Regions from separate parts of the Mus musculus genome. Here region 2 is linked to region 1. The links are chromatin loops, found by intact Hi-C in ENCODE. Cell type or tissue: heart. All regions are shown on one strand. Links, peaks and the distances in the headings refer to the core of each region. The heading gives the core; the rest is flanking DNA.

The links. Peaks named below come from ENCODE experiments on the same cell type or tissue, not always from the same donor. Only the 100,000 strongest peaks of a DNase experiment are listed, where the experiment ranks them.
Region 2: it touches region 1 in a loop (2.6-fold over the local background); 1 of 42 quality-filtered maps calls a loop at or near these places.

The regions. Positions count from the first base shown.
Region 1 is chr15:102,215,309-102,231,413 of GRCm38, reverse strand. It overlaps Itgb7 (integrin beta 7), which reads left to right. Exons shown (of 15, transcript NM_013566.2): 2 at 3,813-4,016; 3 at 6,655-6,856; 4 at 6,942-7,112; 5 at 7,842-8,083; 6 at 8,615-8,773; 7 at 8,977-9,072; 8 at 9,236-9,325; 9 at 12,094-12,240; 10 at 12,724-12,917; 11 at 13,417-13,640; 12 at 13,948-14,167; 13 at 14,317-14,522; 14 at 14,782-14,942; 15 at 15,147-15,419. The coding sequence starts at 3,816. The coding sequence ends at 15,254. It overlaps Zfp740 (zinc finger protein 740), which reads right to left. Exons shown (of 8, transcript NM_001289691.1): 8 at 15,804-16,105. Among named protein-coding and RNA genes, the nearest start is that of Itgb7, 8.6 kb to the left of the region's middle. In heart, for the core only: no CTCF peak of the experiment used is centred there; DNase peaks (open chromatin) are centred at 6,043 and 6,753; H3K4me3 peaks cover 1,488 bases; H3K27ac peaks cover 1,038 bases; H3K27me3 peaks cover 2,753 bases.
Region 2 is chr15:102,150,064-102,166,168 of GRCm38, reverse strand. It overlaps Soat2 (sterol O-acyltransferase 2), which reads right to left and starts at 15,594. Exons shown (of 15, transcript NM_146064.1): 1 at 15,457-15,594; 2 at 15,008-15,063; 3 at 12,885-13,021; 4 at 12,149-12,208; 5 at 11,801-11,908; 6 at 9,081-9,357; 7 at 8,488-8,557; 8 at 8,012-8,096; 9 at 7,570-7,615; 10 at 7,326-7,455; 11 at 5,482-5,579; 12 at 5,019-5,117; 13 at 4,025-4,160; 14 at 3,470-3,615; 1 more. The coding sequence starts at 15,535. The coding sequence ends at 3,222. In heart, for the core only: a CTCF peak has its summit at 10,951 (motif pointing left); a DNase peak (open chromatin) is centred at 15,238; H3K4me3 peaks cover 571 bases; H3K27ac peaks cover 360 bases; H3K27me3 peaks cover 290 bases.

The sequences.
Region 1 (16,105 bases), core at 2,934-10,933:
CACACACACACACATGCACACGCACACATACGCATGCGTGTGTGCATGGAAGGAGACAGGCAGCAGGTGGCAAGATACATGGATTGCCAAAGAAGGGAGAAAGGGACAGAATTGAGAGGGGCAGGAGAGGTCATGTATGAGTTCAGAGCCCCCTTTAGGAGAGATGAGTGGACTTGATGTCTCTGTCTTGTGGGGGGAGTGGAAGTGAAGCCCCATCTATGAGATGAGTCAGAACTAAATTTTGTGCTGCAGAGTCTCGAGCCTCCCTGACCACAGCGCAAAGCACGCAGGTCTGAGGTTTCAGTGAGGTTAAGCCTGGGGTCAGCCTCTCCCTGAGAGCAGAAGCTCTGTAATGTACTACACCCATCTGAGGTCACATGGGGTGGTGAGCAGGATGGGGTGTTCAACGGCTCAGTACCCCACCCTTCCCCATACTCCCTGTAAAGAGCATCAGTACCTGAGTCTGGACCCAAGCTGAGGGGGTTGTGGTTGCTGGCTAGCAGGCTCTTGTACACTGCTGGTGGCCATGGGAACACCATAGCACAATCCCTAGGGAGCTTACGCTGCAGTCTCTACTTACCAGTGTTGCCGGCGGGTACTGCCAGTCTTCCAGAGGGTTCCTTGAGAGTCATCTGCACGTGTGTGATGGCTGCATGTGCTTTCCTTGTGTGTGTGTGTGTGTCATGATTAGTCACAGTAGGCAATTAGAAACCATTACATTTTTGAGACTGGAGAGAGCATTCGGTGGCTAAGAGCACTTGTTGCTCTTGCAAAGGATCCAGGTTTGACGCCCCCCTCAGCACCCACATATTGCTTAACAACCATCCATCACTGCATTGGCAAGGGACCTGATGCTTCTGCGCTCTGGGGGCACGCGTGACGTTAGACACATCAAGGAGAAGGAATTAATCCGACCAAAAAATATTAAAATCTAAAAGAAAGAGAAGAAACTATGAAGGTTTTAGGTGAAGTCGAAGGTGGAAACGAGGGGTTTTAACATGCTTGTCAGATGCTGTGCTAGACATCCATCAGACCCCAGATAATTGAATGTGACGCCCATCATTTTAGGTTAACTACTTGTTAACTCACACAGAGGGAGTTTATAAGGAATTACGGGATCTCTCTATGTAGTCCAGGCTGGTCTAGAACTCCTTATGTAGACGAAGCTGGCCTTAAACTCACAGAGATCCACCTACCTCTACCCGCCCTGCGCTATCAAACATGGCTCTGCAGCTCCAGTTCTGGTTTACTAATGCTTAGCTTTATGTTACTACCACACACACACACTCTCTCTCTCTTTTTTAAAGATTTATTTATTTTATATATGTTAGTACTCTGTTGCTGCCTTCAGACATACCAGAAAAAGGCATCATATCCCCTTATAGATGGTTGTGAGCCACCATGTGGTTGCTGGAAATTGAACTCAGGACCTCTAGAAGAGCAGTCAGTGCTCTTAACCACTGAGCCAGCTCTCCAGTCCCCATATTGTCTTGAATAATGTAGCATTATTAATTTTGATTAATGAAAATGTCTTTTGAGACATATGGTCTAGTCTGGTCTTGTTCTTCGGCCTCTATCTCCAGGTATTGGTATAACAGCATGCATCATCCTAACATCTTTTATTTTTGACTCACTGCCTATTTGATTTTTATTCATTAAAAAAAAAAATCTCTAGTCGGGTAGTGATGGCACACTTCTTTAATCCCAGCACTTGGGAGGCAGAGGCAGACGGATTTCTGATTTCAAGACCAGGCTGGCTTCTGCCTCTCAGGTGCTGGGATTAAAGCTGTGTACCACTATGCCCAGCTGGGCCTGATTAATTTTAAAATTAACCAATTGACTAAATTTTGACTTCCTACAGCTGAACTCTCAGCCACAGGAAATTTGGCTGGGTATGGCCACTCACACCTGTAATCCTAGCACTTGAAAGGGCAAAGATGCCGGGCAGTGGTGGCACACACCTTTAACCCCAGCACTCAGGAGGCAGAGGAAGGCAGATTTCAGAGTTCTAGGCCAGCCTGGTCTACAGAGTGAGTTCCAGGACAACCAGGGCTACAAAGAGAAACTCTGTCTTGAAAAACAAACAAACAAACACAAACACACACACACACACACACACACACAAACAAAAAACTGAAAGGGCAAAGACATATGTTCAAGCCCAGCCTGGGCTACACAGTGAGGCTCAGGCCAGCCAGGTCCCTGTCTCCAAAACACCAACACCAAAGCAGCAACAGAAAAGCAACTGGAAAGTTTACTTAGAGAGTAAAGATGCCTACAGTCGAGCCTGATGCCCTGTCCCACAAGATGTCCTTTACCTCCACACACATGCTATAGCATGCTGTGGCATGTGCATGCTCTTCACTATCAATTAACTACACGAGCATAGAACACAAAACAAAACTCAGCTAAATGCACCAGGCTGGAGATACAGCAGATATAACATATCAGGTTATTGCCAAAGCCCCAGCTCTTCCCAAGGACTTGCGTTTGGTTTCCATGGCGGCTCACAACCATCTATAACTTCAGTTCCAAGGATCCGATGCTCTCTTCTGCCCTCCAAGGGCACCAGCGGCACTCGTGGTGCACAGACATAATAATAAAATGAAATATAGATCCCCACATCAATGAGGATTTCTTAGTAGGTGCCTTTCCTCTGGTTACAAATTCCCTGTGTGAAACCACCTTTCCCTGAGCACACACTTCCTCATCTCTACTCCTTGCCTCTCTTCGGCTTGGGTAGACTTCAAGGCTGTCAGATGTTTTATTCAATTCCTTCACATAACAGATGTGGAGATTGAGACAGTGGGTGGGAGGAGAGGGGAGGCAGGGGAGAGCCTGGCACTTGTGTGTTACAGAACCATTGAGGGATCTAGGTGGGATAGAATCTGGTGCTACCTTCACTTCGGCTTGGAAAACTGGTGAAGAGATTGGGGTTCAGTCTTACTGTTCCAGACTGTCTCACCCTTTCCTTCCTGCCTTCTTTTTTGTTTTTGAGAGAGATCTCACTGTATAACCCCTGCCTTGCCTGGAACTCACTGTGAAGACCAGGCTGGCCTCAAAATCACAGAGATCTATCTGCCTCTGCCTCCCACGTGGTAGTATCACTACACCTGGATTTAAAAATAGAATTATTATGTCTATGCACATGTACCTGTGTGGGTATGTATGTGCACATGGGTTCAGGTGCCTGTGGAGAGGGAGTTAAGGCAATGGTGAGATGCCAGAAAAAGGCTGGGAATAGAGTTCATTCGGGTGCTCCAGAGAACACTGCATGCTTTTTTTCCTCCCCCTAAGATTTTATTGATTTTTATTTTATGAGTATGAGTGCTTTTTACCATATGTGTGTCTATGCACCACATGTAAGACTGGTACTCTTGGAGGCCCAAGAGTGTGTTGGATCCTCTGGAACTAGAGTTACAGGAAGCCGTGAGCTGGCGTGCCACATGGGTGCTGGGAATGGAACCCAGGATGGGAGGGCATCCTCTGGAAGAGCAGCCAGTGGTTTAGATGGCTAAACCATCTCTTCAGCTCCACAGTGCTCTTAACCATTGAGTAGACTCTGCAGCCCACAGACCCTTTCTCAGGCTACTCTGTCCACCCTGGGTACCTGAAGTGGTCTCTCCCTTGCTCTGGCACCTGTCACTTCCCACCATTTTGGAAAAGCTGCTGAATCCACAGGGGGCTTCGTGAAACTCTGAGGAGAGAGATGGAGTTGGGGTAAGATTCAGCTTGGCAACCACAAGCTAAGTTTAGAGGGCTCTCGGGCCCTCCCTGAGGATTTGTGTGTCTGCCTTTATATCTCGTCACAGGCCATGGTGGATTCATCAACTGTTCTCATTTTTCTGCTGGTTCTGGGCGGAGGTCAGAGTGAGTTAGATACCAAGATTACATCCTCTGGGGAGGCCGCAGAATGGGAGGATCCTGACCTGTCTCTGCAGGGATCCTGCCAGCCAGTTCCTTCCTGCCAGAAGTGTATTCTCTCACATCCCAGCTGTGCATGGTGCAAACAACTGGTAAACATGGGTGTGTGTGGTCCTGAACATGTGTGATGTGCGTTGTGTAGGTAGATTTGTGATTTTTTTTTGGGGGGGGGGGAATACTGTCCCTTCTCATGTGTGACTGAATTTGGACAGACAGGATTCCAATGTGTGACTCATATGCGTGTAAGTTTCTGAGCATACGTGAACAGAACCCGTGACCCATGAGCTCAGAGGAAGATGTCCTTGTGGGAGTTCGTGCTTCTGCATGTGAGAAAGTAGACTGGCCAGTTACGTATTCTGTGACAACATGCAACAGAAACATACTTCTTATGAATTGAAAGGCTTGGAATTCAAGAGCAAAGTGCTGGTTCATTTGGTTCTCTCTGGAGCATTTTTTCCTGGCTTAGAGATGGGCTACCTTCCTGCTGTATTACGACATGGGGTTAGGGTGTGGGGAGGAGACCCCTCTGCTGTTGACTCTCTCTCTCTCTCTTTAAAAGATTTATTGATTTTATTTATATGAGTACACTGTAGCTGTCCTCAGACACACCAGAAGAGGGCATCGGATCCCATTACAGATAGTTGAGAGCCACCATGTGGTTGCTGGGAATTGAAAGCAGGTCCTCTGGAAGAGCAGTCAGTGCTCTTAACCTCTGAGTCATCTCTCCAACCCTATTGATTCTTTATAAAAGATATTTATTTTATGTGCATGTGTGTTAGTGTGTGGATGTGCACCCCATGTCTGCAGGTACCTGTGGAGGTCAGAAGAGGGTGTTGGATCCCTAAGAACTGGAGTTACTGGTTGTAAACCATCACATGGGTGCTGGGAACTGAACTTGGGTCCTCTTAAAGCGCAGTAGGTGCTGTTAACTACTGAGCCACCTCTCCAGCCCCAGCTGTCACATCTTAAGGGGCACATCTCATCTCAAGGGTCTCACTCTCAGGACTTCACCTAAGCCTAACCTCCACCCAAAGGCCTCACCTCACATACCATCAAAGTGAGAGTTAAAAATTAAGCACAAGTCAGGAAATTATGGCATGTGCCTTTAATCCAAGCACTTGGGTGGCAGAGGCAGGCAGGTCTCTGTGAGTTCGAAACCGGCCTGTTCTATAATGTGAGTTCTAGGACAGACAGAGCTACATATTGAGGCTCTGTCTCAGACAGTAGATGGATAGACACATTGATAACAATAGATAATTTGGAGGGAGAATCCAGTCCATAACAGAACATGCATGATGAGGCTTCTGAGTCAGGCATGTATGTGCAGATTATGATTTCCCGGCATGCATTCTGGAGAGGGAAATATATGAAGGCTTCCAAAAACCTGTGGATTTATGTGAGTGTATGGGAGGAGGCCACTGGGAAGGTCTGGGGTACCTGAGGGGTAAGGATGCTGGGGAGTGTGTATTCCTTGCTGGTCAAAAGAGCTGTTCTTGGGCTGGAGAGATGGCTCAGGGGTTAAGAACACCGACTGTTCTTCCAGAGGTTCTGAGCTCAATTCTCAGCAACCACATGGTGGCTCACAACCCTCTGTAATGGGATTTGATGCACTCTTCTGGTGTGTGTCTGAAGACAGCTACAGTGTACTTATATACATAAAAATAAATAAAAAATTAGTTTTTTAAAAAAGCTGCTCTTTATGGATGCCTTAAAGAGGAAGTGCTCAGCCAGGCGTGGTAGCACACGCCTTTAATCCCAGCACTCGAGAGGCAGAGGCAGGTGGATTTCTGAGTTCGAGGCCAGCCTGGTCTATAAAGTGAGTTCCAGGACAGCCAGGGCTATAGAGAAACCCTGTCTCGAAAAACAAAAAAAAAAAAAAAAACAAAAATAAAAAAAAAAGAGGAAGTGCTCGTGGAAGGGCCTCTGAGGCAGTCTCTCACAGAAAGATGGAGATTTAGATAAGTGCAGGCTTGGTAAGATAGACACACTGACAGGCAGCCATGTTTACAGCTGCCTAGGGGGCCCAAGAAACTACTGATCATGAAACTCCGTAGTCAGGGAGGCAGAGGACCTAGACAGTGGCTAGAGAGATAAGCCCCTGGGAACAGCTGCTGGTCTGTATCTACCTCTTCCGTTCCCTAGGGGCTGGCACCATTGCCCACGGAGAAGCCACCTAGCCATTTCCTTCCCCTGCGGCTTGTCAGTCAGTGCAGGGTACCAGACGTCGTGTGTGTGTGTGTGTGTGTGTGTGTGTGTGTGTGTGTGTACGCGCGCGTGCGTGCACGTGTGTCTTTCTGTCGTCTTTATCGTCCTCCTTCCCAGAAACTGGTGTGACTGACCCCCTTCCTATTTTAATCTGGCCATGCAGGGGAAGATGGACTACGGGGTGGTTTTTCTGTAACCTTGAAGACCCTGAGATCTCAACGGAAGTTTGTAGCTCTAATGAGAAAGCATAGGTGGGAGACTTCGGGAAAGGGGACGTTGAGTTCCGGAAAGCGGGGAGGACTGCTACTGGAAGTGGGCGCTGATGAAGAAGAAAGTACTATAGGTTTTCCATAGTAGCTGTGGAGTGAGTGAACTGTAAGAATAAATCAGGGCTCATTGGAGGCTGGCTGAGAACAGACCGGGATGTGCAGGCGATTGCAGGCGGCAGGGTTTGCAGGGTGGTGTTGTTAGTCGGTTGAGGGGCCGTGGGGGCTGGGGTTCAGTGAGCCTCCTCTTGGGGTACAGAACTTCACTGCCTCGGGAGAGGCAGAGGCGAGGCGCTGCGCGCGGCGAGAGGAGCTACTGGCTCGCGGGTGCCCCGCGCAGGAGCTAGAGGAGCCGAGAGGCCGCCAGGAGGTGCTGCAGGACAAGCCGCTCAGCCAGGGAGATCGCGGCGAGGGGGCCACCCAGCTGGCCCCGCAGCGGATCCGCGTCACGCTGCGACCAGGTGAGTCCGGGGCAGCGCGGGGTGCAAGTCTGGGCTGGCCTGGAATGCACTGGGCTTCAGAGTCTATCCTCCCTTTCTCTATCAGGGGAGCCCCAGAAATTCCGGGTCCGCTTCCTCCGAGCTGCGGGGTACCCCGTGGACCTATATTACCTTATGGACCTGAGCTACTCAATGAAGGACGACTTGGAACGTGTGCGCCAGCTAGGGCATGCCCTGCTGGTCAGGCTGCAGGAGGTCACACATTCTGTGCGCATAGGTAAGCAAGCGCTACCTAGACCCTGCCAGCCCTTGTCACTGCCTTTAGCTTCCACTATACTCTCCCAGTATTTAACAGACTCGATCATTGGATCTTGACATCTCTCCCAAGAGACACTCATCTAGGTCTAAGCTCTCGAGGAGCTTTTGGATTGACCCTTGAAGGTTCCCTTGCTCTACAGGAGGACCAACTGAGGCTCAGAATTTAAAAGACTATTCAGACAGACAGCTGCCCACCCAGTGTTTCTGGATAATCTAGATGCAGTGTTCCTGTTCCACATTCTGTAATGATCCCCCCCCCCCCCCGTCCCCTATGGCTCAAATTCACCCCGTGCCAGGTAGTGGCGGTGCACACCTTTAATCCCAGAAGGCAGAGGCAGGCAGAGCTCTGAGTTTGAGGACAGCCTGGTTTACAGAGCCAGTTCCAGGACATCCAGGGCTACACAGAGAGAACCTGAGTCAAAATAAACAAGCCCCCTTTAAAACACCGGCTTGGTGCCGCCTGCTGTTTCTACACCCTTGACCCTGGATGCCTCAGCCTCCAGGAAGCCTGGATGCTGCTGTTGGGTCCTCCTCTTCATCTCCTCCATCCCCACCTTCTTGAGTCACATTTTTGCCCTTGCCAGGTCCCTGTCATCTAGGTGTATCATCTGAGTATTTAGCAGGGACTCTTAAATCCTGTCGATGCCTTGTGATCTTTGGCACAGCTCCCATCGCTTTCTGCTTTCAGGTTTTGGCTCCTTCGTGGACAAAACGGTGCTGCCCTTTGTAAGCACCGTGCCCTCCAAGCTTCACCACCCATGCCCCAGCCGACTGGAGCGTTGTCAGCCACCCTTCAGCTTTCACCACGTGCTGTCCCTCACCGGGGACGCTCAAGCCTTCGAGAGAGAGGTGGGACGCCAGAATGTCTCTGGCAACCTGGACTCACCCGAAGGCGGCTTTGATGCCATTTTGCAGGCTGCCCTCTGCCAGGTGAGATAGGGTTAGGATCTGAGCCCAGGAGCTGTCTGGGGCCAGGACTACCTGTTGTTATGGATATGTGCCGTATCCATATCATCTCACTGAGGTGTGCATGCTTACCTTAACAGTTATCCGATACGATGAAGTAAACGATCATGAAGAAGAGGCACTTTTCCTAGTTCATAAGAGGGCCTCCACTAACAACAGGCTTGTTTGGAGGAGGGTGTTCAGAGACCTTGGAGCAGAGAATTAGAAATGGGAAGGGAGGGCTCAGCGGTTAAGAGCACTGACTGCTCCTGAGTTCAATTCCCAGCAACCACATGGTGGCTCACAACCACCTGTAATGGGTTCTGAAGCCCTGTTCTGGTGTGTCTGAAGACAACTACAATGTACTTATATATAAAAAATAAATCTTTTTTTTAAAGGAAGAAATGAGAAGGGTGGGGGCAAACAAAAATGACTCAGAACAATCTTGCTAATTTCTTTCACTGGGATATCTCAAATGCTATGGCAGGGTATACAGGTTGCCCCCTTTCCCCTCAGGAACAGATTGGCTGGAGAAATGTCTCCCGTCTTCTAGTGTTCACTTCAGACGATACATTCCACACAGCTGGGGATGGGAAACTGGGTGGCATTTTCATGCCCAGCGACGGGCGGTGCCATCTGGACAGCAATGGTGTCTACACGAACAGCGCAGAGTTTGTGAGTCCTCCCTCCCCCATCTGAGCCTCATTCAGGACTCTTTGGTTTATAGTTTTCATCGGGTAGCATCCTGGAACACTGCCATCATTCGAGGCTCCTCCTGCTGGTGGGATTTTGGGTCCTGGCTTGCTTTATTCAGTCTGAGGGTACTTAGCACACTGAAGGAAGACCAGCAATAGTCACTTGTTCCCTCCCTGCCTCAGGACTATCCCTCTGTGGGTCAAGTAGCCCAGGCCCTCACTGCAGCGAATATCCAACCTATCTTTGCTGTCACCGGTGCAACACTGCCTGTGTATCAGGTGAGAGTTCTCTGAGGAAAGACTTCCTGATCTATCCCGTCATTTCTGAGCCCCCGACTCCAACCTAGTCTGTTCTTCCCACACAACTCTTTTCAGACCCCCCCAGGAACCCATCCTCCTAAAGCTTTATTCTTTATCTCTCTCTCTCCTCTTCGTAACACAGGAGCTGAGACAGTTGATTCCCAAGTCTGCTGTCGGGGAGCTGAGTGAGGACTCCAGCAATGTGGTGCAGCTCATCATGGATGCTTATGATGTGAGCAGAGAGCGTGGGGGGCGGGGGAGTAGGGGCGAGGGAGCACGGTCCTCAGGTGGTGGGGCATAACTGTAATTAAAAAGGCATGAGTTCTATCCTATCACAGCTCCTATCTACAGTTTGCACATGGCTGCCCTTAGCTATTCGTATATTCACATTCATAAATATAATTACATGTTATTCTTTTGGCCATATTAACAATTGAACCTAGAGCTTTATTATGCTAGGCAAGCACTCTGCTACCCAGCTATACTCCTTACTCTATCTCTTTTTTTTTTATTTGTTTGTTTGTTTGTTTGCTTGTTTTTGGATTTTTGAGACAGGGTTTCTCTGTGTAGCCCTGGTTGTCCTGGAACTCACTCTGTAGATCAGGCTAGCCTCAAACTCAGAAATCCGCCTGCCTCTGCCTCCAGAGTGCTAGGATCAAAGGTCTATCTCTTTTTACTAATCTAAAAAATATTTAAGGGACGCTGGAGAGAGGGCTCAGTGGCTAAAAGCACTGGCTGCTCTTCCAGAGGACCTGGGTTCAATTCCCAGCACCCACATAGCAGCTCACACCTGTCTGTAACTACAGTTCCAGGGGACTTAACACGCTCACACAGACATGTATGCAAGTAAAACACCAATGGACATAATATCTTTAAAAAATGTTAAAGACATACTTGCAGGTAAAACATCTATATACATAAAATAATTTAAATTTTAAATATTTAACATTCATATGTATATATATAATGTGTTTAGATCAAATCTAACTCCCCATTCTTGCCTCTACAGTTCACCAATATATACCTACCATTTTCCCTCTCAACTTCACGTGGTCTTTTTCTTTTAAAAGATTTATTTATTTATTATATGTAAGTACACTGTAGCTGTCTTCAGAAACTCTAGAAGAGGGCGTCACATCTCATTATGGATGGTTGTGAGCCACCATGTGGTTGCTGGGATTTGAACTCAGGATCTTCAGAATTAGCAGTTAGTGCTCTTAACTCTGAGCCAGCTCTGCAGCCCCGTTCTTTTCTTTTTCTTTTTATTTTTTGAGAATCCTTGACTCCATTTAGAGCTGCATGTATGTACGCCACCCAGCTTTTTTTTTCTTTCTTTCTTTTTTTTTTTTTTTTCCTGCCCAACCTTTAAATTTAATTTTGTTGTTTGTTTTTAGAGATAAGAGTCTTGCTCTGGCCGGGCAGTGGTGGCACATGCCTTTAATCCCAGCACTTGGGAGACAGAGGCAGGTGGGTTTCTGAGTTTGAGGCCTGGTCTACAGAGTGAGTTCCAGGACAGCCAGGGCTATACAGAAACCCTGTCTCCAAAAAAAAAAGAGTCTTGCTCTGTAGCCCTGGCTGGCCTGGAATTCACTATGTAGATCAGGCTGGCCTTGAACTTGTGGCAATCTATCTGCCTCTGCCTTCTAAACTCTGGGATTACAGGTATATGTATACCAACCAGCAGGCTCAGTGTAGACAGTGCTGGGGATTAGATCCAGGGTCCCTTGTTTGTTGGGCAAGTGTTCTAACCCTGAGCTACACTGTCAGCATTTTCCTTTTTATTTGGAGACATTGTGTACACTGATCTATCCATGCCCTTGCTTGGACCTTAGATTACCATCCTATGCCAAGAGGTCCTGCACCACACCTGCTTCATAACTATTATCATCCACATTTAAAAAAAAAAAGATTTATTTATGAGTACACTGTAGGTGTCTTCAGAGACACCAGAAGAGGGCATCAGATCCCATTGCAGATGGTTGTGAGTTACCATGTAGTTGCTGGGAATTGAACTCAGGACCTCTGGAAGAGCAGTCAGTGCTCTTAACCACTGAGCCATCTCTCTAGCCCTACACTGCATTTGTAACAACTCAGGAACAGAATTTTATGGAGCTTGAATGTCTCTTGAGTTTAAGGCTCATTTCTGTTCTAGACTGTAGACCTTGTTTTACTTTTTTTTTTAAAGATTTATTTATTTATTATATGTAAGTACACTGTAGCTGTCTTCAGACACTCCAGAAGAGGGCGTCAGACCTCATTATGGGTGGTTGTGAGCCACCATGTGGTTGCTGGGATTTGAACTCCGGACCTTCGGAAGAGCAGTCGGGTGCTCTTACCCACTGAGCCATCTCACCAGCCCTCGTTTTACTTTTTTAAAAAATGTAAATACAGGGTCTCTCTATATAGTCCTGGTTGTCCTGGAACTCAATGTGTAAACCAGGGTGGCCTTGAACTCATGGCATGTAGCACCTTGCTTGACTGTGGCACAGTTGATAGCAAGGACTGTGTTATTATCTGGATGAGGTGACACGAGCCTGTGATTCCACACATGGGAGGCAGAGGCAGAAGGATCAGGACATTTCAAGGCCAGTTTGGGCTACAGGAGACTCTTTTCTCAATAAACAAGGATGTGTTCTTGGCCTTGGTGAAATGAGTGGAGATGTAGAACTTAGTGGCCGCCTGCCTGCCTAGCATACCTGATTAGAATCACTGCCCCTACCTAACACCAATCTCTTAACCATGGAGAAAAGTCTTGAGACAGTGTTGGCCTCTGCAGACCTGGTTTGGGTTTGACAAACACACCCTCAACATGGACTGCCAAACTGTCGCACATGAAGCTCTAGCTCCTGGGTATCCCAGGGTGGTTCTTCTTTCAGAAATGAATTCTAAGTGGGCAGGGTGAAAAGAGAGCCGGACCAGGTGTAACTATGAGGGTAGAAAGCGGTGTGCGTTGGGGGGCTCGCCTTCACAGATGATTCTGTCCTCCCTGCCTTTCCACAGAGCCTGTCATCCACTGTGACTCTTGAGCACTCTCCACTCCCACCAGGAGTCAGCATCTCCTTTGAATCTCACTGTAAGGGTCCTGAGAAGACGGAGGGTGAGGCTGGGGACCGGGGACAGTGCAATGATGTCCGAGTCAACCAGACGGTAAGCCAGCCAGCCAGCCAGCTGTGATAGATACGCTTTCCCTCTTACCACGGGAAAAGTGGATGTGGAAGTGGGAAAAAAGGAGGAGAAACCATGCGGGCAGCCATGAGGAAGGGGTGTATTTTCTTCTTTTCTTTTTGGTTTTTTCGAGACAGGGTTTCTCTGTGTAGGCCTGGCTGTCCTGGAACTCACTTTGTAGACCAGGCTGGCCTCAAAGTCAAAAATCCACCTGCCTCTGCCTCCCAAGTGCTGGGATTAAAGGCATGCACCGCCACTGCCTGGCAAAGGGACACATTTTCACTTATTCTTAGTTTACTAAGGGCTGGTGTTTGAGCGGTCAGTGAATTGTGTGTGTGTGGTGTGTGTGTGTGTGTGTGTGTGTGTGTGTATGTGTGAGAGAGAGAGAGGGGAAGAGAGAGAGAGAGAGAGAGAGAGAGAGAGAGAGAGGGTGTGTACAGCTTTGTCTGGCCCTCCTGCCTTCAGGTGGATTTCTGGGTCACTCTTCAAGCTACTCACTGCCTCCCAGAAGCCCACGTCCTACGACTCTGGGCTCTTGGCTTCTCAGAGGAGTTAACTGTGGAGCTGCACACAGTGTGCGACTGTAACTGTGGTGATGCCCAGCCTCACGCTCCCTACTGCAGTGATGGACAGGGGGACCTTCAGTGCGGGATATGCAGGTGAGGGTTTTATGAACTCTGCTTTCTATCCTCCTGGAGTCACCTAGGTATCTCAGGAATCTACTTGAATGTCATACCCCAAAGCTTCCCATATATGCTAAGGCCTTCGCCTTGACCTGAATCCCCCTCCCCACCCTGACCCTTGGTACACTTCTATCTGAGTTTGTTTCAGCTGCTCTGTCTCCTTCTCCCTTGAGAACATGACCTTAGTGCAATGGTTCTCAACCTTCCTAACACTGCAACCCTTCAATACAGTTCATGCTTTAGTGACCCCAAACCATAAAATTATTTTCATTGCTACTTTATAACAGTAATTTTGTTACTGTTATGAATTGTAAATATCTCTGTTTTCCCATGGTCTTAGGGGACCCCTGTGAAAGGGCCACTTGACTCCCAAAGGGTCACAACCCACAGGTCGAAAACTGCCGGCCTAGGATATCTTGAGAGACAGGTCAGAGGTAATCAAACTCTGACCCATCTCTCTGCTTTCCCTTCCCAGCTGTGCCCCTGGCCGTCTTGGTCAGCTGTGTGAATGCTCTGAGGCTGACCTGTCCTCCCCAGATTTGGAATCTGGTTGCCGGGCCCCAAACGGGACAGGGCCCCTATGCAGCGGGAAGGGTCGATGCCAATGTGGACGCTGCAGCTGCAGTGGGCAGAGCTCTGGGCGTCTGTGCGAGTGTGATGATGCCAGCTGTGAGCGACATGAGGGCATCCTCTGTGGAGGTACCTAGAGCCTTTGGGAGGAGGGAGAAGGAAGGAGAGCAGGGAGGGGTAGGAGGGGGAGTAAGGAGGAAGGAGAGAGAGGAGGAGGGAGGGGGAGAAGGGAGTAGGAAGGTGAGAAAAGAGGGGGGAACAAGAGGGAGGCGGAGGAGGAGGGTTTTCTAGGGCACTTACAACTCTGAGAGCAAATTTCAAAGACTATAGTATTGAGCCAGAGGATGTGCCTGGCACAGCTGACACAGACTGTGGAGGCATACTGTGCCAACTGTGTGTGAGAATGGTGGTCACCCTCTGCACGGTTCTTCCCTAGGCTTTGGCCACTGCCAGTGTGGAGTATGTCACTGTCACGCCAACCACACCGGCAGAGCTTGCGAGTGCAGCAAGAGTGTAGACAGCTGTGTCAGTCCTGAAGGAGGGCTCTGCAGTGGGCACGGATACTGCAAATGCAACCGTTGCCAGTGCCTGGATGGCTACTACGGGGCTCTGTGTGACCAGTGCCTAGGCTGCAAGTCACCATGTGAGCAGTACAGGTGAGGCCTCTCGCCCTTTACCTCGGGATCTGGGGCAGGGAGGCTTGCTGGGAATTCCTACCTGCCTGTTCTCCTTGAGGGTGTGTGGTGAGGGCTGGTGGGTAACAGCTGCCCAGATGTGAATCCACTGACTGGCATTCACCGGACAGGGATTGTGCAGAGTGCGGGGCATTTGGTACCGGTCCCCTGGCAGCCAACTGTAGTGTGGTCTGTGCTGACGTGAATGTGACCTTGACCTTGGCCCCTAACTTGGATGATGGCTGGTGCAAAGAAAGGACAATAGACAACCAGCTGTTCTTCTTCCTGGTGGAGCATGCAGCCAGCGGGATCGTACTGAGAGTGAGACCCCAAGAGAGTAAGTGGGCAGAGACACCATGTATATGATAAGTGGAGCTTACCAGGCAGGACCTCAGAACTGGGGATGTGAAAAAGATAAGGGTAATGGGTTTGAAACAGTCACCAACCTAGGGCAAAGGCAGAGATGAGATGAAGGCCCTAGGAGGGAGGACAACCTTGGGCTCTGCTGGGTCCCGTTCTCAATGACAGGGCTGGCTGGGGAGGCTGGACATCCTTTGGGTAGCTGTGGGTCAGCCCTTAAACCTTGGCCCCACCAGAGGGAGTGGATCACACCCGTGCCATCATACTGGGCTGCACAGGGGGCATCGTGGCAGTGGGACTAGGGCTGGTTCTGGCTTACCGGCTCTCTGTGGAAATCTACGACCGACGGGAGTACAGGCGCTTTGAGAAGGAGCAGCAGCAACTCAACTGGAAGCAGGTGAGGCCAGCGACTGCTGCCACAGGCTGGGCTTTCCTGGTGACGTCTCTTAACTTTCTGTATCCCTAACACATAACCAGCTCTAAAGCTTCCCCGTGCAAGTCCCTCCCTCGGCATAACCAGGCCTCGGAGATCTGGCCTCGTGGGGCAGGTAGTGGGGAGAGCCTGATAGTTTTCCTTACTGTGTGCAATGTTTTCCCACAGGACAACAATCCTCTCTACAAAAGTGCGATCACAACCACTGTCAACCCCCGCTTCCAAGGGACAAACGGTCGGTCGCCATCCCTCTCTCTGACCAGGGAAGCAGACTGACTTAGGATTCTTGTCTTGGAGGACAGTGGAGATAGAAGGGCAGGGCAGCGTCTGTCAGGCAAAGATGCTGCCACCGCTGAGATTTTTCAGAGTGACCTTCAGAGGGCAGCAGCCATTCCCACCACACGAAGGGCTGGTCCTTCCATAATAAAGCTTTGCCCCAGACTTTGAGCCTCTACTTTACTTCACTCCGGGACAAAACCAGAAACAAACAACAAACCAGACTATGTAGGCCTCTCACCTGAGCCAGTGGCAGAGCCTTGGAAGCCAGAGGCACCACCTTCGAAGGGACCCTGCCTAGCAGGAGTCAGCCCTGATTATGTCTGACTGTTGAGAGTCCCCTCCCTTTTTTTTTTTTTTTTTTTTTTTTTTTTAGCATCAATGACTTTTGCCTCTACCTGATGCTTCCCTCTGGAGAAAAGAAGTCTTAACGGGGCCCGTCGACTCTGCTGCAAGCCGTGGGGTCCTGAGGGAGGAAAACCACCCCACTGAGACCACTCTGGCCTTTGGAGAAAAAGCTTCCCCAACAAATCAAGTCTTCTCAAAGAGGACATGGAATGTAGAAAAGCGCCATCCTTTTTATTTAAATATCCTAAATATGTCACGAAGGAACATACACTGCACTTTAATGGTAAAAAGATACAAGTTTATAACATCTTATAAAAACTACATTAAAAGTAATCTTGTCCATTTGATAGTTCCCCTCCCCCATAGCAAAATAAGTATATTTAAAAAAAAATGGAGCACGGTAGGAGGGGAATTGAAGATAAAAGCCCAGGGCCACAGCAGGGGCAGAAGGAACCTGGGGAGAGGGCTCAAAGTGTGGTCACCCCACTTCTCTAACCCTCTAT
Region 2 (16,105 bases), core at 7,242-15,241, 70 kb after region 1:
TTGACTCCTGACTTTTTTTTTTAAATGGGGACTGTGATGGTGGGATTGAACCCAGGGCCTAGTACTTGCCAGGTAAGGAATCTATCATTGAACTACATCCCCATCCTTAACACACACACACACACACACACACACACACACACGTATATGTATATGATGTATATATTACTGTGCTGTGCAGAGGTCAGAAGACATCTCCAGAGTTGGTTCTCTGCTGCCACCTTTTTTTGATCTCGGGTTGTCAGCCTTACATGCAATGCATGCTGGGACCTCTATTCGCTGAGCTGTATCCCTGACCTCAGATTCCCCTCCCCCATCTCTCCTTTTAAAATTTTTATTTTAGATGTAGTTGTGTGTGTAGTTATTTATTTTACATGTGTGGTGTGTTGCTCTTTGGCTCTCTCTCCCTTACTCTTCACTCTGCTTGTGGTTACATCCTCAAGTTTCCCTTGCTGTGATGAAACACCCTCACCAAAAGCAACCTGGGGAGAAAAGGGTTCCTTCTGCTTACACCTCCAGGTTTCTGCCTGACACTGAGGGAGCCAGGGCAGGAAGTGGAGCAGAAGCCGCAGAAGCCATGGAGGGATGCGGCGGCTTTACTGGCTGGCTCTGTCTGCTTGCCTACTTTTTTTTTTTTTTTTTTTTTTGACAGGGCCTTTCTGTGTAGCTCTGACTGTCCTAGAATTCTTTGCACAGACCAAGCTGGCCTTGAACTCAAAGAATCCTCCTTCCTCTTCCTCCCAAATGCATTAGAGGTGTAAGACAGGCTTCAGCCTGCTTTCTTACAGCACCCAGAACCACCAACCACAGGGAGTGGGGACCTCCACAGGCAATCTGGTAGTGGTATTTTCTCATTTGAGACTCCCTCTCCCCAAATGACTCTAGCTTCTGTCAAGCTGATAGAAATAAAAAGAAAGAAAAGAAAAGAAAGCCAGTACTTCTATGCTAAGGCAAGCATGATATCAGATGAATTAAAAAAAAAAAAAAGCTAGATTCATTTATTTTATTTTGGTGCTGGCAAGATGCCTTAGCTGGTAAAGGTGCTGCTGCCAATGTGACGTCCTAAATTCATTCCCTGGGGAAACTCCATGGTGGAAAGAGACAACAGACTCTCACAAGTTGCCCTCTGACCTACACAAGTATACCTGGTCTCACACACACACACACACACACACACACACACACACATTGCACATTAAGAGGAAGAGGAGGAAAAGGGGGAAGAAGAGGAGGAGGAGAGGGAGGAGGAAGAGGAAGAAGAGGAGGAGGACGAGAGGCCTGGAGAGATGGCTCAGCACTTAAGAACAATGGGAACACTGGCTGCTCTTCCAGAGGACCCAGGTTCAATTCTCAGCACCCACATGGCAGCTTACAGCTATCTGTAATTCCAGCTCTAGAGAATCCAGCACACTCATCCAAGCAAAATGCCAGTGTATGTGAATAGAAATAAATAAATTTTTAAAAAGAATAGTCAAAATAAATAAAATAAAATATTAAAGAATATATAAAGTTACTTTCTTTTCCCATTGCTGTGGTAAAATTCTCTGATGAATCGACTTAAGGAAGGAAGGATTTTCTTCTGGCCCACAGAACAAGGTACAGCCCATGTTGGTGAGGAAGTCAGATAAAGTGGCCTGAAGCAGCTGTTACAGGCGTCCAGAGTCAGGAAACCTTGAGAGTATGAGGGCATGCCAACTTACCAGCATTTAGCTGAGAGTGATTCAGGCATGCCATCTTGCCTGGCTTAGCTTTGAGACCTGTCCTTGCTCTCTAACCCTGGCTGGACCTTAACATTCAATCCTCCTGCCTCAGAATTATGGAAACCTACCACTCTACTTACCTTCCCTTTTTGTTTTGGTTTTTTGTTTGTTTCTGTTTTTTTGAGACAGGGTTCTCTGTGTACCCCTGGCTGACCTGGAACTTGCTCTGTAGACCAGGCTAGGCTGGAACTCAGAGATCTGCCTGCCTCTGCCTCCTGAGTGCCTCCATTAAAGGCATGTGCCATCACCACCTGGCTCCCTATTTTAGTTAAGTGTATGCTTGTGTGTGACTGTGAGCTTGTATGCTAGAGTGCATTACCTCACAGGGGCCATAAGAGGGCGTCAGACCTCTTGGAGCTGCAATTATAGGTTGTGAGCCTCTGGATAAGGCTGCTAGTACAAACTTTTAACCAGTGACACCTCTCTCCAGTCCCTCCTGGAACAATGTTTCACCTCTTTTTGCTAGAAAATATCCTTTGGGAAGTATACTATGAAACAGAGATATATAATCAAGTGTGTGTGCATGTGTGTGTGTGTGTATGTGTGTGTGTGCATTATAGATATACTATAGGCTGTTTGTGATGTATTGTTTATAAGGCCACTTGTTGACAAAGTGTATTTTCCCTGCCACACACCTTTGATCCCAGCACTTGAAAGGCAGAGACAGGGGCATCTCTGTGAGTTTGCAGCCGACATGTTGACACAGCAAATTTTAGGCCAGTCCTAGAGCCAAATAAAACAAAACCAAAACACAAAGAAAAAAATGAAGAAAAAAAAAGAAAGAAAGAAAGAAAGAAAGAAAGAAAACCAAAGTGGAATAAAGCAAAACTCTCACAAACCCAAAAGTCAAATTAACAAAAATAAAAAATAAATAAAAATTAAAACAATAATAGTGTTTTCAACAAATCATTAGTGAATTAAAAGAGAGACAAGATTTTATTTTATTTTATGTTCAAGATTTATTTATTTAATGTATGTGAGTACACTGTCGCTGTCTTCAGACACACCAGAAGAGGGCATCAGATCCCATTTCAGATGGCTGTGAGCCACCATGTGGTTGCTGGGAATTGAACTCAGGACCTCTGGAAGAGCACTCAGTGCTCTTAACCACTGAGCCATCTCTCCAGTCCGAGACTAAGATTTTTATTGTTGCATTGGGAGAAGCAGAAAGAACCAAACGTGTCAGACTTTGGTGTGCCCTGTTCCTCTGAGTCTCCGCACACTTGGAGAGACATGAAGGGAACCTGTGCCCAGTCCACAGAGGGTAGGTGCTCGAGTCACACCATACTGAGCCTGTGGTCAGCTGACCACAGAGGTGGGTACCTGAGTCCCCATGGCCCCCTGGAAGGTCCTATGTGCAAGTCCCTGACTCCAAATGAGGTAGTGAGGAACCCTGGCTCTGGGCTTTGCAGGCAGAGAAGAGCTTGATGCTGTCATCTGTGTAGCATGAAGCCTTGACTTCTAGGGATGGCAGGACCAAGAGCGGGGTGTCACCATCCCCCAGAATGTTGTCTGTGTTAAGAAAGGGTAATTATGAGTGAGGTCACTCTTGGTGACACACATTATGAGTCTAAAACGTGGTGAGTCCCCTCCCCCAGCCATACCCTGTCCCTGACCATAGCTATTGAATAGATCAGAGCCCAACATGGCTGGCTGCTGGATGCCCTATCTTGCATGGGGAACCTGGAGAGGAGAGCTTTTTGTCTTACCTGGGGCAGGGGACAGTGTCGACGAGCATACCACTCCTGGCAGTATAGGCTGACCTGGATGCCCTGGCCCATGAAGAGAAAGGTCCACATCAGGATGTTCCAGGCTGGACCTGTGTGCCTGTCGTTCATGGTGAAATTCAGCAGCCCTAGGTGTGAGGCAGGTTGTCAGTGCCTTGTCTCCTTTTGCCTCCCATGCTAGGGGCTGGGAAGGGATTTACACAAAGGAAACCCTCCCTCCCCAGATAAGACCTTGACCCCAGCTGCAGAAACTCCTAAAGGTCTCAGGAACTGGGAGAAATCCGTATTGCTCAGTTTACCCCTCAGTTCCTAAACCATGCTGTATTTCCAGCCATACCAAGCTTTCTTTCCCCTTCCCTCCTCCTCCCCTGATCAAATGCTTTTCTGTGGTCAGAAACCTTTCCCCACGTCCCTCAGGATATGGATGCCTATTGCCTGCCAAGGTCGCCCACACAGCCTTCTCCTTAGCATCTCAGGAGCAACCTGGCCGCCTCCCACAGGCTGCCTCCCATCTAGGGCCATAGAGGTTGCACTCACCCCCGAAAACAAGGAATAGCATCAGCATGACCGGGTAGAAGAACCCCAGGACGAAGCAGAAGATATACTCATGAACCACCGCAGACACCAGGAACACTCCCAGCATGGCCACCCCGCGAGCCCGCCTGCCTAAGAGCTGGGGGGCAGAGATGAAAATGAGCACATCTCGGGCAGCGCCTTCACAGAGAGTCCCTCCCTCTTCGTGAAGCCAGGAAGGAACGGGATTCAATGGGAAGGGTGTGGCAGCCCATACTAATCTCATTTAAGAGCAGTGTTCTGACCTGTCGGTCCATCTCTGTGTGATTTTACTGCTTTTGTATTTTGACAGTGTTGGAGACCAGGGCCTTATGAATGCTAGGCAAGTGCTCTGCTACTAAGAGTGTCCCCATCATCAACTTCCATCATCACCGTCATCACCACCATCAGCAGCACCATCATCATCACCACTGTCACCACATCCTTTGTTTTTGTTTGTTTGTTTGGTTGGTTGGTTTTTGGTGTTTTGAGACAGGGTTTCTCTGTATAGCCCTGGCTGTCCTGGAACTCACTCTGTAGACCAGGCTGGCCTTGAACTCAGAAATCCACCTGCCTCTGCCTCCCGAGTGCTGGGATTAAAGGCGTGTACCACCACGCTCGGCTCCAACCTTTGTATTTTTGAGACAGAGTCTCTCTGTGTAGTCCAGGCTATCCTAGAGCTCCATATGTAAGCCTTGAGCTTATAGAGATTCTCCTCCTCTGCCTGAGCCACCATACTTGGCCCCCTAGTCTTATATTTTGTGTGCATGAGTGTGCAGGCCAGAGGATGTTGTCATGTTACTTAAGCCCCTTTTGTTGTTTTCTGAGAGTCTTGTGTGTCCGGAACTCACCGGGTAAGCCAGGCTGGCTGGCCAGCAAACCCCAGACATCTGCCCTTGTACGTGAGTGAGGCAGAATAAAAGGAGGAGAAAGTCCCCTGTTGGGACCGAGAGAACTAAGGAGTGTGTACAGCTCATACCCACAGCCCATCTTGATACACATAGCTGTACAGCCAGTCATGGACCACGACGTTCCAGGTGCGGTAGTAGTTGGAGAAGGAAGTCGAGTTCCACCAGTCCTGCGGGGAGTGTGGATTTGGGAAGGAATGGACGGGAGATCTCAGGCCCCGGCTGCCGCTCCCCACCCCCACTCCCACCCCCACCAGCTCCCTAAGATCCCTCTCCCAACCCGGCCCCACTCTCCTGCCTCTCGGCAGAAGGAGAAGAGAACCTTGCTGCATCATCCACACAGAAGCAGTCAGCCCTGCCGCCTAGAGGTGAAGGACTGGCACCATCCCCACACCCTGAGGCCCACATTGCTCACGGCTGGAGACGAACAGCCCTGCAAGGTGGCGCCCACTGCAGTCACCCTCTTCCCCAACTCCGGGCCCTTGGTCAGCCTCCCCAGCTACAGCTCTCAGCTAGCCCCGGTCCAGGCCGCACCCGGTAGAACATCCTGTCTCCAAACCGCAGCATCTCGGCGAAGGCGTTGAGCCAGCAGTGCAGGAAGGCGAAGAAGATGAGGAGCAGCATGAAGATGCCTAGCGGGCAGGACAAGAGGTGCAGCCCCGCGGCCCTGACCGGGCTCTCTAGAGAGCCTTTGCCCAGCCAGTAGGCCCCCAACACTGAGCAAGCAGGCATTCACCGTTCACGCGTTCCTTAACACGCATATTTGCTGGTGTGCTTGACCCTGCCCTAGGCCTGAAAATCAGAAATACAGACTCACACTGCCCCTGACCCTTGGAAATTCATCATATCGAGACAGATGCACACGCGGTGAAACCCATATATGGATCATGGTCAGGTATAATGGAACTATTGATATGACAATCGGGAGTGTCCCAGGGGTGTATACAGAACAAGGGTGAGATTACTGAAAATATGGCTGAGAAAGGAGTGTGACTTTGAGGTGGCCACCTGTAATCCCAACAACGGGGAGGCCAAGAAGACTCAGGGTAGCTAGACTGAATGACGCAACATGGCACTATCTAAAAAAAAAAGTATGTGCAATAAAAAGGAAAAAGAGGACTGGAGAGATGGCTCAGCATTTAAGAGCACTGACTGCTCTTCCAGAGGTCCTGAGTTCAATTCCCAGCAACCACGTGGTGGCTCACAACCATCTGTAATGGGATCTGATGCCCTCTTCTGGTGTGTCTGAAGACAGCTACAGTGTACTCATATACATAAAATAAATAAATATAAAATAAAAAAATAAGCCGGGCGTGGTGGCACACGCATTTAGTCCCAGCACTCGGGAGGCAGAGGCAGGCGGATTTCTGAGTTCAAGGCCAGCCTGGTCTACAAAGTGAGTTCCAGGACAGCCAGGGCTATACAGAGGAACCCTGTCTCGAAAAGCCAAAAGAAAAAAAAATAATAATAATAAAAATAAATAAAATAAAAGTTAGAAAAAGATGATGAGAGAGGAAGACTGAGTTTAAGGCCAACCTTGGTAGAGGTGTCTCAAAAACAAGCAAAACATTAACATAAATAATTATAAACACTCAGAGCAGATGCAGGCGGATCTCCAGGCTTGAAGACAGTCTGCTCTACAGAGTGAGTTCCAGGAGAGCCAAAGCCACACAGAGGAACTCTGTCTCAAAAAACAAAAACAAACAAACACAAAAAACAAAAAACCCCAACCAAACAAAACCAAAAGCAAACAAAACAATTGAGAGTTCAAGTCCCTTTTGAGAAACTTAGTCAGACCTTTCTCAAGGTAAGAACTGAGGGCCTGGAGAGATGGCTCAGTAGTTAAAGAGCACCAACTGTTCTTCCAGAGGTCCTGAGCTCAATTCCCACATGGTGGCTCACAACCATCTATAATCGGATGCCCTCTTCTGGTGTGTCAGGGATAGCATGCTCATATACATAAAATAAATAACTAAATAAATCTTCTAAAAAAAAAGATTTAAAAAAAAAGGGTAAGGAGTGAAAAGGGGATTAGGGGTGTAGCTCAACAGTAAAGCCATGTGTGAGGCCTTGGGTTTACTCCCCAGTGCAGAAGGAAGGGATGTGGACTAAGAGAAGGAAGGAAGGCAGGCCTTGTAAAGCAGGGTCATGGATTATTAATCTGCAGGAGGAAAATCATCTGGTAGGCAAAGCCAGGCCCAGGCCGGAAAGGGAGAATGTGAGTGGGGGAGCTATGTTACCAGCTACAGGAAGATGCTGGTAATGAACCTGGACAGGAGAGGCAGGTGTAAGGAACTCAGAAACAGAGTGATGATTTCCCTGACAAGCCTCCCCTCAGGGTTGGACACAGCCTTCCGTCACCATGACGTCATGCTTACCTGGCCCCGTGGCATGCAAGATGGAGAGCAGCAGAGCCCGGGTGCTGAAGGGTTCCCGGCTCATGTTGGCAAAGACAGGGACACAGAGGCGGCCCAGGATGAAGCAGGCATAGAGCAAACAGCCCAGGACCTGCAGACAGAGTAGGACACATGGCTTTGGCAAAGCCACTGCCTCCTCCCCAGCCCCCCCTGCTTCTAAGCCTCCACGAGTTACAGCTGGCCATCTTCTACCCCATCTCCTGACCTGGGCAAAGTTCTTGGCCACATAGTTCCACCTGATGCTGGGTGTCCTGCAGCAGTGAGAGAAAAACATGGTGTTCACCCTTTTCATTCTCTGCTTGGTTCCTTAGCCCTTTCTCCAAGGCTCCATCCATTGCACAGGCCTGAATGGATTCCCTGGGGTGATGGGGGCGGACCTAGGATACTTTGAGTTCCCCAGAGCAAACACAATAAGTGGGTGTTTAGTTTAAAAGTCACTAAAGGTGCCCAATCATGAACAATTTCTGGGGTGTGGAGGACAGAACTGGATTGATCAATTGAGACGCTGGATCATGGCAATGTCCAGGGCAAAGGAAGGCGCAGACTGTTTCCCTGTTACATCCTTAGGAACAAGAGGCCGGTGCCTGCAGGAGAAGAGTACCACCCTTACTAGGCTTGAGCATTTGGGGAGGTGGGCAGGGTCTTACCTGGGGTATGTCTCTCTGTAGATAAGTGTAGGGCAGAAGAGGAAGTAGAGGTAGCTGGAGAAACTTGGGGGGCTGATGCCCTTTCCTGGGCAGGAATGAAAAGTGGGGGTCAGGATAGGGAGGGCAGAACTGTGGTAACTCAGGGGGCGGGGCTGGACTGGGCAGGGGATCCAGGGTGTGTGTTCGGTGCCGCTGAACTCGCTCTCATTCTAGATGGGCTGTGGCCAGAGCTTCCTTGGGCAGCCACCGCCCACTCTCTGTCATCCCTCTCTTTCCAGATTGGGACCAGGAGGTCTGGGTAACCGTGGTTCTCTCAGAAGTGGGCCTGAGAATGCTCATGTAGAAGGCCACTTAGCCCAGCTAAAAGTCAGAGCTGTGTCTGCTGGACAAGCGGCTTTCGAGGGCAGAGCTTTGCATCTTGTGGTTTCCCCAGCAGCTAAGATCACGATCCAGTCCACAATGGTGGGGGACCTCACCTCCTCTGACACAAAAGATCCCAGGCACAGTCTCTCTCAGGAAGGAGTAGCTTTTCATCAGCAATCTGACCTGAGGTGGAAGGGAGACCAAGTTGCTATGTGGTTCTAGAAAATAACCTCTCTGTACTCAGATTTACCACTGAGAGGCAAGCCAATTCAAGACCTGCCTTGCCCACAGTTTCTGGTTTTGTTTTTGTTTGTTTGTTTGTTTGTTTGTTTGTTTGGTTTGGTTTGGTTTTTGGTTTTTTATTTTAAGATTTATTTATTTTATGTATATGAGTACACTGTCACTGACTTCAGACACACCAGAAGAGGGCATCAATCAGATCTCATGTAGTTGCTGGGGATTGAACTCTGGACTTCTCAAAGAGCAGCCAGTGCCATCTCTCCAGCTCACATTTTCTATTTCTTTGTTATGACTTTGTAGCTTAACAAAGACTGGGCTGGGACGAAGGATAAAGGGAGAGAGAGTCTTCATCCGGCCAGAGTCACAGTGTTACCTAGCAACCAAACCCAGCTAGCTCGGCCCTTGTGAACGCTGCCTATCCTTGCCCATTCTCTGTTGACCCTTCCTGGAGTCCCTGGGGACTCACCTGCTCAAAGACCAGCACGCAGCGCGAGGCGGGCGGAAGCTCATGCCTCACTGACACGTGCACCGGCAGGACGCAGAGCACCACAGCGTGGGCAGCCAGCAGAACGCAGCCCAGGCTGGCCCCCAGCATCCAGGCACCCCCAGCGCGCGGCCTGGCCCACAGCCACAGGGTCTGGTAGGGCACTAGGAGCGTAGACAGGAACATGGGAACCCAGGTCATCAGCGCCAAGGGCAGCTGTCCGAAGCTGAAGAGGAGTAAGTCAAACTCCAGCATCAACCTAGGCAGATGGAAAGGAAGACAGTAACGGGGGCAAACTGAGCTGGTTGTTATGTTTTGTTTGTTTGTTTTTCTAGACAATTCTCATGTATTCATGTATCCCAGACTGTCCACGAGCTCACTTATGTAGTTGAGGATGACCTTGAACTTCTAATCTTCTTGCCTCCACCTCCTTAGTACCAGGATTCAGGCGTAGGTCACCTTAGCCTATGCATGCACTGCTGGGGTCAGACCCAGCCAGGGTTTCCGGGATACTAAGCAGGCCCTCTACCGATTCAGCTAGATGCAGAGCCAGCTGAGGGTTCTTGAAAGGCTGTGTTCTTAAAGTGTTTGGATTAGCTCCGGTACCGAAGGGACTTCCAGTGCAGGTCCTTGTCTCAGACACGGGATAGGCTTGACCTAAATGACCTTTGAGCCCCTGGTGAGTGTGAGTGTTGCAGAAGGTCTCAATATGACAAGTATTAGGATGTGGAGGTGAGCTTTCATTTTATTTTTTATTATTATGAATTTGGTCCCTCCGGTGTGTCTATAGTTGTAGGCCCAGGCTCATGGAAGGCTCCATGCTCAGTGTTTTGCACGCCTGGGTGGAAGGTATTAGAATTTGCTTAAAATCTCAGTTACCTCAGAAGCTGAAGCAGGAGGATAGAAGTCCTAGACTAGGTATAATCTGCTGTGCACTGTGTGAAAGCATCACCTAGCAACAAAAATCTGATGGCCAAGGTGGGAAGTAGAAGGTGGGACACCCCCAGAGAGAGACAGAGAGAAACAGAGAGGGATAGAGAGACAGAGACAGAGTCAGAGAGACAGATAGTCAGAGACAGAGCGACAGAGAGACACACAGCGACAGAGAAACACAGAGCAGAGACAGAGAGACAGAGAGAAGGGGAGGGAACTTGGGGAAAGAGTTAGACTCAAGGGAATTCATCACCAAGACATGAAAGAGGTTGGGTGTTTGAAACTGAGGAGAGGAAACCAGCTACGTGGCAGACATAGAATAGTATAAAAAGGTTAATTAAGTTATGACCTAGTTGGGGAACAAACCTAGTTTAAGGCCTAGATATTAATTCATGATTAATAAGCCTCCATGTCATTATTTGGGAACTGGGGCAGACATGGAAAAGACCAAGCAGTTACACTAGACTAGCTAGGACATAGGAAGCCCTTGTATCAAAAAAAAAAAAAATAAATAACTTTTAAAAAAAATGTGTTGTTTGAGACTAGAGAGATAGATCAGTGGTGAAGAGCATCGACTCTTCCAGGCTCAACTCCCAGCATAGCACTCACCTGCTGGTTCACAAACATCTCTAACTGCAGTTCCAGGGCAACAAATCTTCTCTCTGCCCTCTTTGGGTACCAGACACAAGTGATGCAGAGCCATGCAGGGAAAACATCTATATACATAAAACTAAATTTAAAAATTAAAATAAAAAAAAAAGAACGTGTGGCTTATAAAGGTGAAAAATGGGAGCTGGAGAGATGGCTCAGTGGTTAAGAGCACTGACTGCTCTTCCAGAGGTCCTGAGTTCAATTCCCAGCAACCACATGGTGGCTCACAACCATTTGTAATGGGATCTGATGCCCTCTACTGGTACAAAAAGGTACATACAGATAGAGCACTAGTACATAAAATAAAAGTGCAAAATGCAAACGGGATTTTTGCGGAGGATATAAATTAGTTGGTAGAGAGCTTCCCCAGGATGCGTGAAACTTCTAGGGTCAATCTCCAGTGTATGCCTGAAATCCCCGCACTTGAGAGGGGGACACAAGAGGACGAGAAGTTCAAAGTCTTCCTTAACTACATATTAACTTCAGGCCCATCCTGGGCTATGAGATTCTGTCTCAATCAAATAGATTCATACTGGAAACCACCTCAATAGCTGTTAATAAAGGACTGCGTGAACTAAATGTGGGTCTTCCACTTTCCGTAGTCACTAAAGATCAATAAGCTGACAAGACTTGGCTATAAAATCAGATATCTCACTTATAAACACCTCCAACAGCACGTATCTTGTTGGTTCTTATGGACATATGTATGTGAATGCGCAGGGAACATTCTAGAGCAAACTCAAACTATTAAACAAACAAAACCACCACCAGGCCTGCCTGGCAGTGGTGGCCCACGCCTTTAATCCCAGCACTCAGGAGGCAAAGGCAGTCGTATCTCTGTGAGTTTGAGACCAGCCTGGTCTACAGAGTGAGTTTCAGGATTGCAAGGATTACCCTGGGAAGCCCTGTTTCAAAACAAAATAACAATAACAAATAAACAAGCCAGACCTGGTGGCTCAGGCCTGTAACTTTAGTTGCTTGGGAGGGAGACAGAGGCAGAAGGATCAAAAGTTCTCAGCCACGGGGCTGGAGAGGTAGCTCAGTTAAGAGAAGGTTGAAGGCAGGTGTGGAGAATAGGCCAGGATATCTGACCAGGTCACTGTTTCAGGGGTGCCTACCTGCCCTCATCAATGAAGTCGATGGCCAGGGTGCTGATGATCAGGACGCATAGGCCCGCTATGAACATGTGGTAGATGGTTCGGAAATGTTGCACCTCCATTAGCTCACTGGAAGGAAGGAGCCCGAGGGGCAGGGAGGAAGCATCTTCAGCGGCCTGCAGAGGAGCTCAGGGCAAGCTTGTGGCTGGAGCTTCTCCTCCTAATTTGTCTTCCTCAACATGCCAAGGCAGCACCCTCTCCAGAGCCTCTCAGCAGACCACCAAAGCCCATGTGTGAGAACTGTAACATCCGTGGGACCCCCCCAGCCAAAGCCTTTCTCCTCATCCTTTGTCCTCACCCCCAACTTACTCGATCAGTGACTTGCGGGTGATGAAAACTTTCCGTTTTCCAGGGTGTAACTCTTGGGTCCTAGATTGAGACAGTTTTCAGAGCCAGGCACCAGAGGAAGAAGAGAGACTGCAGGGCAGTGCCGTGTGGAAGGTAATAAGAAGCAGTAAAGCTAGCCGAGGAAGGTAGATGGCTGAATGAGGCCTGGAAGATGGAGGAGTGTGTGTGTGTGTGTGTGTGTGTGTGTGTGTGTGTGCATGCATGTGAGCACATACATGTGCACATGTGCATGCATGTGCATACCCGTGAATCTGTGTGCTTGTGTAGGCATACACGCATGTGTGGGTATGTGCATTTGTGTGTGTTTCTGCATGTGTGTGCATGTGTGCATGTGTGTGTATGCATGTGCACGAGCAAAAGTGCATATGTGTGTGTGCATGCATGTGCGTGCATGAGTGCCTGTATATGCATATGTGTGAATGAGTGCCTGTGTGTGCATGTGTGCGAGTGTGTGTGTGTGTGTGCGTGTGCATGTGTGTGCATGCATGCATACGTGGCTGTGGGCATTTGTGTATGTGTTTCCACATGTGTGTACATATTGCATGTATGTGTGTGTGTGCATGTGTGTGCCTGTGTGTGTTTAGAGAGACAGGGTGATCAGGAGAGAAGAAGGGAGGCTGAAGGCAGGGTCATGTCAAGGCTGGCAAAGGGGCCTTGCATTCAGCTAGAGGAACACTGTCTTGGGACCCTCACTCACTTGCTTGTAGAATCTGGGGCAGCGGAGGGAAGAGGTCTGTCTTGTTTGGGGTAAGCTTGCATAGCCTCCCATAGGGCCCGATCCAACAGCTCTGCCAACTCTCTCTGTGCTTGCTCCAGAAACTGTGTCTTCACAGCCTATGGGACAAAGCCAGGCAAGAGCCCATTGTCCTTCCTGTCAGCCGTTCCTTTCTTTCACACTTTATTGAGCTTCTCTCTGAACCTTGCACGTTAAGTGCTGGGGAGCTAAGCATGGCGCCTGAGCTGCCCCAACTTCTGTCTCCTTCCTAGAGCATCAGTGAGAATAAAGAGCCATAGCAGGAGCAAACACCTGTGGTCCAGCTGTTCAGGAGGCTGAGCAGGAGAGTGGCGATTTTGAGCCCAGCTCAATGACAGCAGGGGAGAGGCTGTTAGTCAGGTGGCCTCCAGTCCTCAATCATTGACCTCTGAACTGTGACCTCACTAGCAGGAAGATCTCACCAGCTGGCTGTGGTTCTTGCCCAAAGGCCACTGTTTTTTTTTGTTTTTTTTTTTTTGTTTGTTTTTTTGTTTTTTTGGTTTTTGGAGACAGGCTTTCTTCGTGTAGCCCTGCCCTCAGACTCACAGACTTTCGACTGCCTCTGCCTCCCAGGTCCTGGGTTTAAAGTCATGTGTCACCACCGCCCAGCTAGCCCAGTTCTTTTTTTTTTTTTTTTTTTTTTTTTGGTTTTTGGTTTTTGAAGACAGGGTTTCTTTGTGTAGCCCTGGCTGTCCTGGAACTCACTCTGTAGACCAGGCTGGCCTCGAACTCAGAAATCCACCTGCCTCTGCCTCTGCTTCCCAAGTGCTGGGATTAAAGGCATGCGCCACCACACCCGGCTCAAGCCCAGTTCTTTTTAATTTATAGTTGTAAGCAAACCTAACAGATTATTTATCTTAAGTGTGTGTGTGTGGGGAACGCCAGGGCCAAGAAGTGGGAGTGGGTGGGTGGGGGAGCAGGGCAGGGGGAGGGTATAGGGGACTTTCAGGATAGCATCTGAAATGTAAATGAAAAAATATCTAATAAAAATTGAAAAAAAATTGTGGATAGGGGAAAGAAATCTAGGTTGGCATTATCCAAACAATGTTACCAGACAATTTAAGTGAGGTTTTTGAATATTTATACAAAAGCTGCGGCTGCTAAGATATTCCAGTGGGTAAAATAATTTACTATGTAAACCTTGTGACTTGATTTTGATCATGAACTCACAGTGGAAGGAGAGAGCTGACTTCTAAAAATTACACAGACATATACAGACACACAGATACACACAGACATACACACACACAGACAGATACACACATACAGACACACACAGAGACAGATACACGCATACAGACACACACAGACATATACACACAGACACACACACACACACGCAGAGAGATACACAGATGCACACAGAGGAATGCACAGACACACACAGACAGACACACATAGACACAGTACTACTACTACTACTACTACTAATAATAATAATAATAATAATAGGGCTAGAGAGATGGCTCAGTGGTTAAGAGCACTGACTGCTCTTCCAGAGGTCCTGAGTTCAATTCCCAGCAGTGGCTCACAACCATCTGTAATGGAATCTGATGCCCTCTTCTGGTGTGTCTGAAGACAGCTACAGTGTATCATATACATTAAATAAATAAATAAATAAATAAATAAATAAATAAATAAATCTTAGATAAATAATGATTGGGGGGGTTTGTTTGTTTGTTTGTTTGTTGAGACAGGGTTTCTCTGTGTCGCCCTGGCTGTCCTGGAACTCACTCTGTAGACCAGGCCTGCCTCTGTCTCCCAAGTGCTAGGATTAAAGGCATGTACCACAACTGCCTTGGCTACTTTTTATTTCTTAGACAGGGTTTTCTGTAGCCCAATCTGGTTTGGATGTTATTGTGTGGCCAAGGGTGACCTCAAACTACGGATCACCTGGTCTCTACTTCCCAAGTGCTAGGATTACAGCTGTATGCCATCACACCAGTTGCCATCACACCAGTTGCCATCACACCAGTTTTATGTGGTGCTGCGCATCAGGTAGATTGGCACTCTACAAGTTTAGCCACATCCCCAGCCTGTCCTTTATGACTGCCGTGATCCCTCACCTCCATATGTCGAGTCCATTGCACCAAGTCTGGGGTTCCGTGTGTCCTTGCGTTCCCTAGGAGGAAGAACCAAAGGGGACTCACTAGGGAGGAGTTAGGTGTTCTGTGTGCTCACAGCCTCCGTTCCCAGTCAATATTTAGAATCGTGGGTAGAGCCACTAGCCAGGGAAGTGACACACACAGTGGCGAGAAAGAGCCTGATGCAATTGCTGGAAACAGGGGACCCAAAACAAGGAAGTACTCCATTCACCCCTAATGAAGGCCAAACCACGCTCTGAACATTTCTCCATTGCCAGTCCGCGTGCTGGGGGGAAAAGGGCAGAAACTGCCTTCTCTGGCTTCCCAGAACAGCCAGAGGAAAGGAAGTGGCCTTAGCGGCTAGCTCTTACACACACCCATCTCAGGCCCGCCTGAGTGTCTGGAGCGTGGGGGATGGGAGGGCGGCTCACCTTCTCCTCCACGGGCTCCCTTCTCCTGCTCCTCTCCCAGCCCTTCTCTCCTCCGAAGCTGGGGCACCTTTGGCTGCATGGTGCCAGTGTAGAGCGGACAGCACACAGCTGTTGTCTGTCTTCTTCCTTTCTTTCTTTCTCAATCTACCTACAGAGCTTGTGTCCCACTCAGAGATCTGACAACTCCAGGGACTAAAGTCCTTTCCGGAGCCCCGTTGAGGGTTAGATAGGTTATCTGCAGGCAGTGTTTCTCATACTCTGGCCCTGCCTGTGGCTTTCACAGCTCTCTCACCACAACCACTATGATCAGCTTCACGCTATTGCTATTTCACTTTCGGGAGTGAGTCTGTGCATCAGGTTGTGAGGGGGACTTTGCTTCCCCGAGGCTTATCACATAGCTTGGCTCTTCCTGGCTCTCTCTACCAAGACTGAAGGTCAGGGAGGGACCAGAAACATCTTCGTGTACCTTGTAGTCATTTTTCTGAGGGCACAGGATGAGGCCTGTAGTGACATGTGTGTGCAACAATATTTTTGTCAGGAGCTCTATTTGTGTCATGTGTGATGGTCGAGGCCCCTCAGTGTCAGCTCTTCCCTACACCTTGGGTTACCACATAAGCAGAAAGGGCAGACACACACTTATTCAACAGTA